Linked DNA regions of Homo sapiens: region 2 is linked to region 1. A link is a contact called in ENCODE Hi-C or POLR2A ChIA-PET data. All regions are on one chromosome and are shown on one strand. Each heading gives the region's core, a stretch centred on a gene start or an enhancer-like site at or near the end of the contact. The rest is flanking DNA. Distances are from core to core; before and after follow the strand shown. Region 1 holds the start of ZBTB20-AS5 (ZBTB20 antisense RNA 5). Region 2 holds the start of TIGIT (T cell immunoreceptor with Ig and ITIM domains).

Region 1 (2,803 bases), core at 115-2,614:
AAGACTGAGTTTCTCTTATTTGGATGACATTCTTTTTAAAAGTATTTTTCTCCTTAAGCACTATTAAAAGCATTAAAAAATTCTACAAAAATACAGAAAAGTCTGAAAGCAATTCAAGAATATTCCTAAAGAAAACATGTAAGTGTAAGAAGTGAGTTACCCTGGAAAATTCTGGATTTGCCAAAAGTTCCCCTACTTCTAATATCTTTCAGTGAGTTCAAGTGCTAACACTGGCCACCTAGTACTTGTTTTTTATCTGAGGATCATTACTGAGGCAACACATACATAGTAAGGTTTCCCGAAAAGACTCCTTGTTATCAAGTTACTTCAAACATAAGGCACTCACACCTCCCAGCCAGGAGGGTTTTTTGATGAGCATCACACTCTGCCCTGATATGTATTACACCCTTAAGAAGCAGTTACATAAATGCATTCTATAATTATGGAAAATGTATATATCTATATTTTCCCCTACATTTTCCCTCCCCAGGGATATGAATAGATTTTATTTTCAGTTAATAGAAAAAAAAAGAAAAGAGTTTCTGATTCTTGAAACAACTGTTGTAGCTGTTTTCTACTTAGCAAAACAGTTATCTGTAGTTAGGAATGGTACATAATATATATTTAAGGATTTTTGTAGAGCTTGAGAATTGTTCCCCTTGTTTAGTTTCGTGTCTATAATGTACCTTAAAAAGATTTCTAAGTGACAATCAACATATAAATGCATTAAGAGGAGAACTTTAAGAAAGAAAACATTATCTTGGGTTTACAAATCCAGGATATTAGCATAAAGATATAAATGTACAGCATATATAAAAGATAAAATTGTTTACTACATTTTACACATACAGCTCACATCTGATTTCTTTTTGCTTTTGTTGGAGCATTAATTTGAAAATGATAAGCATTCTGAAATGTTTGCTACAACACAAATTCATGGTAAAAATATACATGCATAGGCAAAAATTGAAATGGAGAACACAAAGCTACGTGGCAATCAGAATCGTTGACAAAATCTCCATCTAGACTATATTTTGCATGAACTAGTGTATCATAGAAGGGGCAAGAAATCTCTCTGGGGGTTTTGTCATTTACATAATTAGAAACAAAAATAAAATACAAATATCTGCTCCCTTACTACCTTTTCTTAATAACTGACAAGTGACACAAGTGGTACCTTTTAAACAGATGGATGCAAAAACTTGTGAGATCGAATGAACTGATGTACCCCATTGGTATTTTGGGAACCCAAATTCCATAATTAACTTTTTACCCAAGTGGCAAAAGTAGAAGATGTTCTAGTCACCAAATTGATTATTTGATGGACTTTTGTTCTTTCTTCCACAAGATTTTGGCGACCCAGAAAGGGTAAAGACATGATAAGAGAAGATGCATCCTGAACAACTTTTATTGTGAGTAGAAAAAAAATAGCATAAAGTGAGCATAAGAACAGTTGGATTTGGAAAGATTAAAAGAGGAGAAAAGAGCAACATATGCAACTTAACTAGTCTTTTTCTTTTTAATTTTTTCATGTACATATATGTATATATTGGGATGATGGGGAGAAAAGATAACTGGATTTCTTTTGAATGTCTTTGTGTCTTTATAGAGTGAATGTTCTGTTCCTGTCTCTTTCTTTTTAGGCGAAAAACTAATAAAAATAGAAAAACATATATCAGACATTAAGCTCACTCCCCCCCCCCCCACCCTTCCCTTTGTAAAGAACTCTTTGTTCTCTAGTGAAAATGCTGAAAAATCCCCGGGCAGCTACTCCCTGAAACAAGTGCAAAACACTTAGAGGCTTTTGGGCTGGCTGGGAGCCAGAAACCCTCCCGCTGTCTGGTTAGAAGAGGAAAAAAAGAAGAGAGAGGGAGAGGGAGAGAGGGGAAGAGGGATGGGGGGCAGAGAGAGAGGAAGAGAGAGAGGAAGAGAGAGGAAAAGAGAAGGGAGAGAGAGAGAGAGAGAGAGAGAGAGAGAGAGAGAAATTGGAGCTTCCTTTAATAGACATAGGAAGCAGCGTTTTTTTCTTTCTTTTTTTTCAAAACTGGCGGTCAAGCGTTAAGTAACTCCCGTCTAAATCCACCTGCTAGAAATGAACTTGGGTAACCCCCCAGGGGTGCACAAAGACAGGGAAGACAGTAACATACTCCATACTCTTTCCCACCCCCCGTTGTACTGCTTCCATTCTTTCTGCTCTCATACACAAATGCCCACAGCTTCTCACGCCGCCCCTCTTACCCCCCAACAACAAACACAGCAAAATACATGCTCCCTCGGTCTCCTAAAAAAAAAAAAAGGCTTTTCCATCTCGGTTGCGACACAGTGATAAGGGGTAGCGAACATCTCATACCTGGTGTGAATGCTAATCAGTCAGGAGTTCTCCTTTTCCCAAGACAGGGAACTGTTTCCTTCCAAATTTATTAGAACCTCCTCCACTGCCTCTTTGAAAAACCTTCTTTGTCACCCTCTCCCAAGTCCCGATACTTCTTTAAAAAAAAAATGGCTTCGGAGCTCCTTCTATTCTTGATATTGATTCTCTCTCTCTCCCCCCACCCCTCCTCCTCTCTCCTGTCTGTGTCTCTTCTGAGTGGTCTATTGATAAGTCCCTGGAGGCACTGGGTCAGCCTGCCCGTAGGAAACCAGACACAATGCACAAATCTCCGAGTGCCATTCTGCCATCAGCAAGCAGACCACGTTTAGGAGAGAGAGAGAGGAAAAAAAAACAGTAGAGCAAGAGACAGAGAGAGAGAGAGAGAGAGAGAGACACCAACCGAGGGAGGGAGAGAGAGACTGAGAGAGAGGA
Region 2 (2,803 bases), core at 137-2,636, 160 kb before region 1:
GACACACATTAGGTATTATTTCTCCTTCAGCTGAAGGCTTTGTAGCTATTGAAAGGCAAGGCATCTCTTGATGTGAGCCTTGAAGGACAGGTTGCTTTGGGTAGGCAGAGAGAAGCTGGTAAGGCGTATATTGTCTAAGGGTCTGGAGGTGGGGTATAAGGGGTATACAAGTCATAGAGTTGGGGATAGGCAGAACCCAGAGAGGGGAGAAAACTGGCCTGAGATAGAAGACCTTGCAAGGGAGAAGGAGGGTAGGAGCCTGGATGGTGTGAAATGCTAGAGGTGCATGGCTGGAATGGAGGGGGTGGGGCACCAGGCTTCAGATGCTTCTGGGTGCAGATGCAGATTTTCAGGATGTACAACATGGAGCATCCCCAAGGCAACTGTGTTGAGAGCCTGCGAGGCAGGTGAATGTGGATCTTCTACCCCCTCTCCTGACTGAGTTCACCAAGGAACAAGCTTTGTAAACTATTTGAGGGTAGGGGCTGTGATTATTTACTCTCATATCCTCAGAGCCTGGTGTTGAGGTTGGTGCTTTGTAGGCACCCAGGGACTTTCAAATGAATGAAGGGAGGGAGGGAGGAAAGAAGGATGGGTCCATAGTAGGACCTGGTGATGGGCTGGGAGCTCCAGGCAAATGTCAACCAATCCCTCTCCTGGGTCAGCTCCCAGGGGCTCACCCTTCTTTGCATTTCCAGCTCTCATGAGGTCATTGTGCACAGGAAAGCTCTCTCCTCTAATCTCCTCTGATCCTACTGCACCAGAGAAATCAAGCCAGAATTCAATAAAGTCTCAGTCCAGATAAACAAGACAAAAGAAATAAGATTCGAGTAGAAGATCTCCTTCAAGGGAAAGTTGCTGTGTTTGTCCAAGACCTTTGTCCCATCCATGTATCATCCCCCAAGTAAACACTTCTTGTTCACCTGTTCATTAGATTTCAAGTGCAGTCCCTGGCCTGTAAGTCCCTACAATGATAAGCTTCTCTTATCATTGCACATTCTTCATCAGGAGGATGCCAGAGGAGCTCAGCCAACAGTTCCTCATCAGTAGCAGATTCTTCAGAATCTTGGGCACTACACAGATGCCCTTGAGCTCTTTGAATAAAGGCTGATTTTTAGAAAAAACATTAAGACAGAACTTAAAAACAATAGATTGACTATAATCCAAAGACGAGTGTACCTCTAACCACAATTTTCATTTATTTTTAAATGTTTCCTTCATGGCCTTTCTTGTGGCTCACCCTATGCAGTTTGTGTATTTGTTGACAACTTTATGTGTTTTTAATATGGTTTTTGCCAAACTTGGTTTTTCCGAGACCGTCTTTTCTCAGAGGCTCAGTTTTACCGTCCTATCTGCAGTCGGCTACTTTCAGTGGCAGAAGAGGCCACATCTGCTTCCTGTAGGCCCTCTGGGCAGAAGCATGCGCTGGTGTCTCCTCCTGATCTGGGCCCAGGGGCTGAGGCAGGCTCCCCTCGCCTCAGGTAAGGCCTGAAACCCAGCAGAGCAGCAGGGAGGAAAAACAAGGCTAAGCTTGGTTGGAGACTTGGGTGCTTGTGTAGGGAAGACTCCAAGAGCATGCCACAGCTGCTTGAGAGAAAGAAATTGCAACTTTTAGAGTCCTGTGTACTCTTATTTAAGAAAGGACAATCTCTGAGAATGAGGTGGGGTTCTGTTTTTGGTGGCAGATGAAGGACTTTGCAGACTTCCGGGGTTGGAGGAGCCTGACTGGCCAGCACAAGAAGGAGCAGGAGAAGAAGAAGGGCTGGGCAGGAGGCATTGCCAGTTTGCTTTTAGAAGCTCATTCCTGCTCCAGCTTCTTTTCTGTTGCCTTTCAGGAACTTTCCAGGAAAACATTATAAGTTCTCTGTGAATTGAAAATGTCTTTTTCACAGATTCCAGAGGTTCTACCACTAGAGACTGATTTTTTGTTAAATTTATTTCTTCTATATTAAAAATCAGAGTCAAATATTTCTGAGGGAGGGGAACACAAATATTTAAAAACTGTGGTATAAATTAGTTTTTATGTTGCCTTCTGAACTATCTGAGGATGGAGATGTGCCCAGGGTTGCTGGGGAGAGGTTAAGTGCTGAGAGGGTGGTTATGCCTGGGAGAAGCAGGGTTTCCTGCTAAGCTTCCTTTGCTATTGGATTTCTTGGCTTTCCTGAAGGTTTTTTCAGGCACTGCAAATGACAATCAACCAAACAGCAAGGTTTTATTTCAAAGGATAATGCATCCAGCATAGAACTAGGCCGCAGGAAGAAACATAAAAACAAAACAAAATAAAAACAGAAGAGGTGGTATCAGCTGACAAGGGCTTATATTCTAAGTGGGTAGACAAAATAGGCCTACGAAAATAACAAGCTGGCCATGAAGCTACATAGCAGAATATGCGAGGGGGCAACGTGCTAAGTTGTGTAGTCATAAGCCAGGCATTTAGTAAGGTGCTAATTATACAATACAGGCAGTGAATGTGAAAGGAAAAGGGAGGTTGAGATGGGCTGAGGTCTTCTAGGAGGCGGGGAGGGAGTGCAGCCTTGACAAGCCTCCCTGTGGGCGAGGTGTAAAGAGGGGCAGAAGTCAGCTCTGGAAGCATAGGGCAGTGGGTGGGGAGGAGATGGGCTGGGCTGGGCTGGAGTAGAGATGTGTGGAGAAGGGTGAGAAGACTGGAAAGACAACCTGAATGGGGGACTGGGAGCCTTGAATAACAGGCATGGAGAGGAGCGTCTCTTGAAATGGAAGAAACAGGAAATAATTACAGCCTCTATGGAGGAGCAACAGGATGGACTGGAGAAACTATCATTCC

Evidence for each region. Hi-C counts contacts between places; a loop is a spot of excess contacts on that map. ChIA-PET counts read pairs that join two places held with the same protein, here RNA polymerase II (POLR2A). Pooled maps may share reads with other maps.
Region 2: a map with no recorded cell type shows a loop between it and region 1 (4-fold over the local background). The contact joins the promoter of TIGIT here to the promoter of ZBTB20-AS5 in region 1. A Hi-C loop is called at or near these places in 2 of 168 maps with a recorded cell type or tissue (mammary epithelial cell and vagina), 21 of 37 single-sample maps with no recorded cell type and 5 of 50 pooled maps. POLR2A ChIA-PET finds 5 or more read pairs at or near these places in 4 of 52 experiments (B cell, BJ, WTC11 and 1 more).

Annotation. Positions count from the first base shown.
Region 1 is chr3:114,452,229-114,455,031 of GRCh38, forward strand. ZBTB20-AS5 (ZBTB20 antisense RNA 5) reads left to right here and starts at 1,365. Exons shown (of 3, transcript NR_121661.1): 1 at 1,365-1,412. All of the region lies in intron 7 of ZBTB20 (zinc finger and BTB domain containing 20), which reads right to left.
Region 2 is chr3:114,292,642-114,295,444 of GRCh38, forward strand. TIGIT (T cell immunoreceptor with Ig and ITIM domains) reads left to right here and starts at 1,387. Exons shown (of 4, transcript NM_173799.4): 1 at 1,387-1,481. The coding sequence starts at 1,421.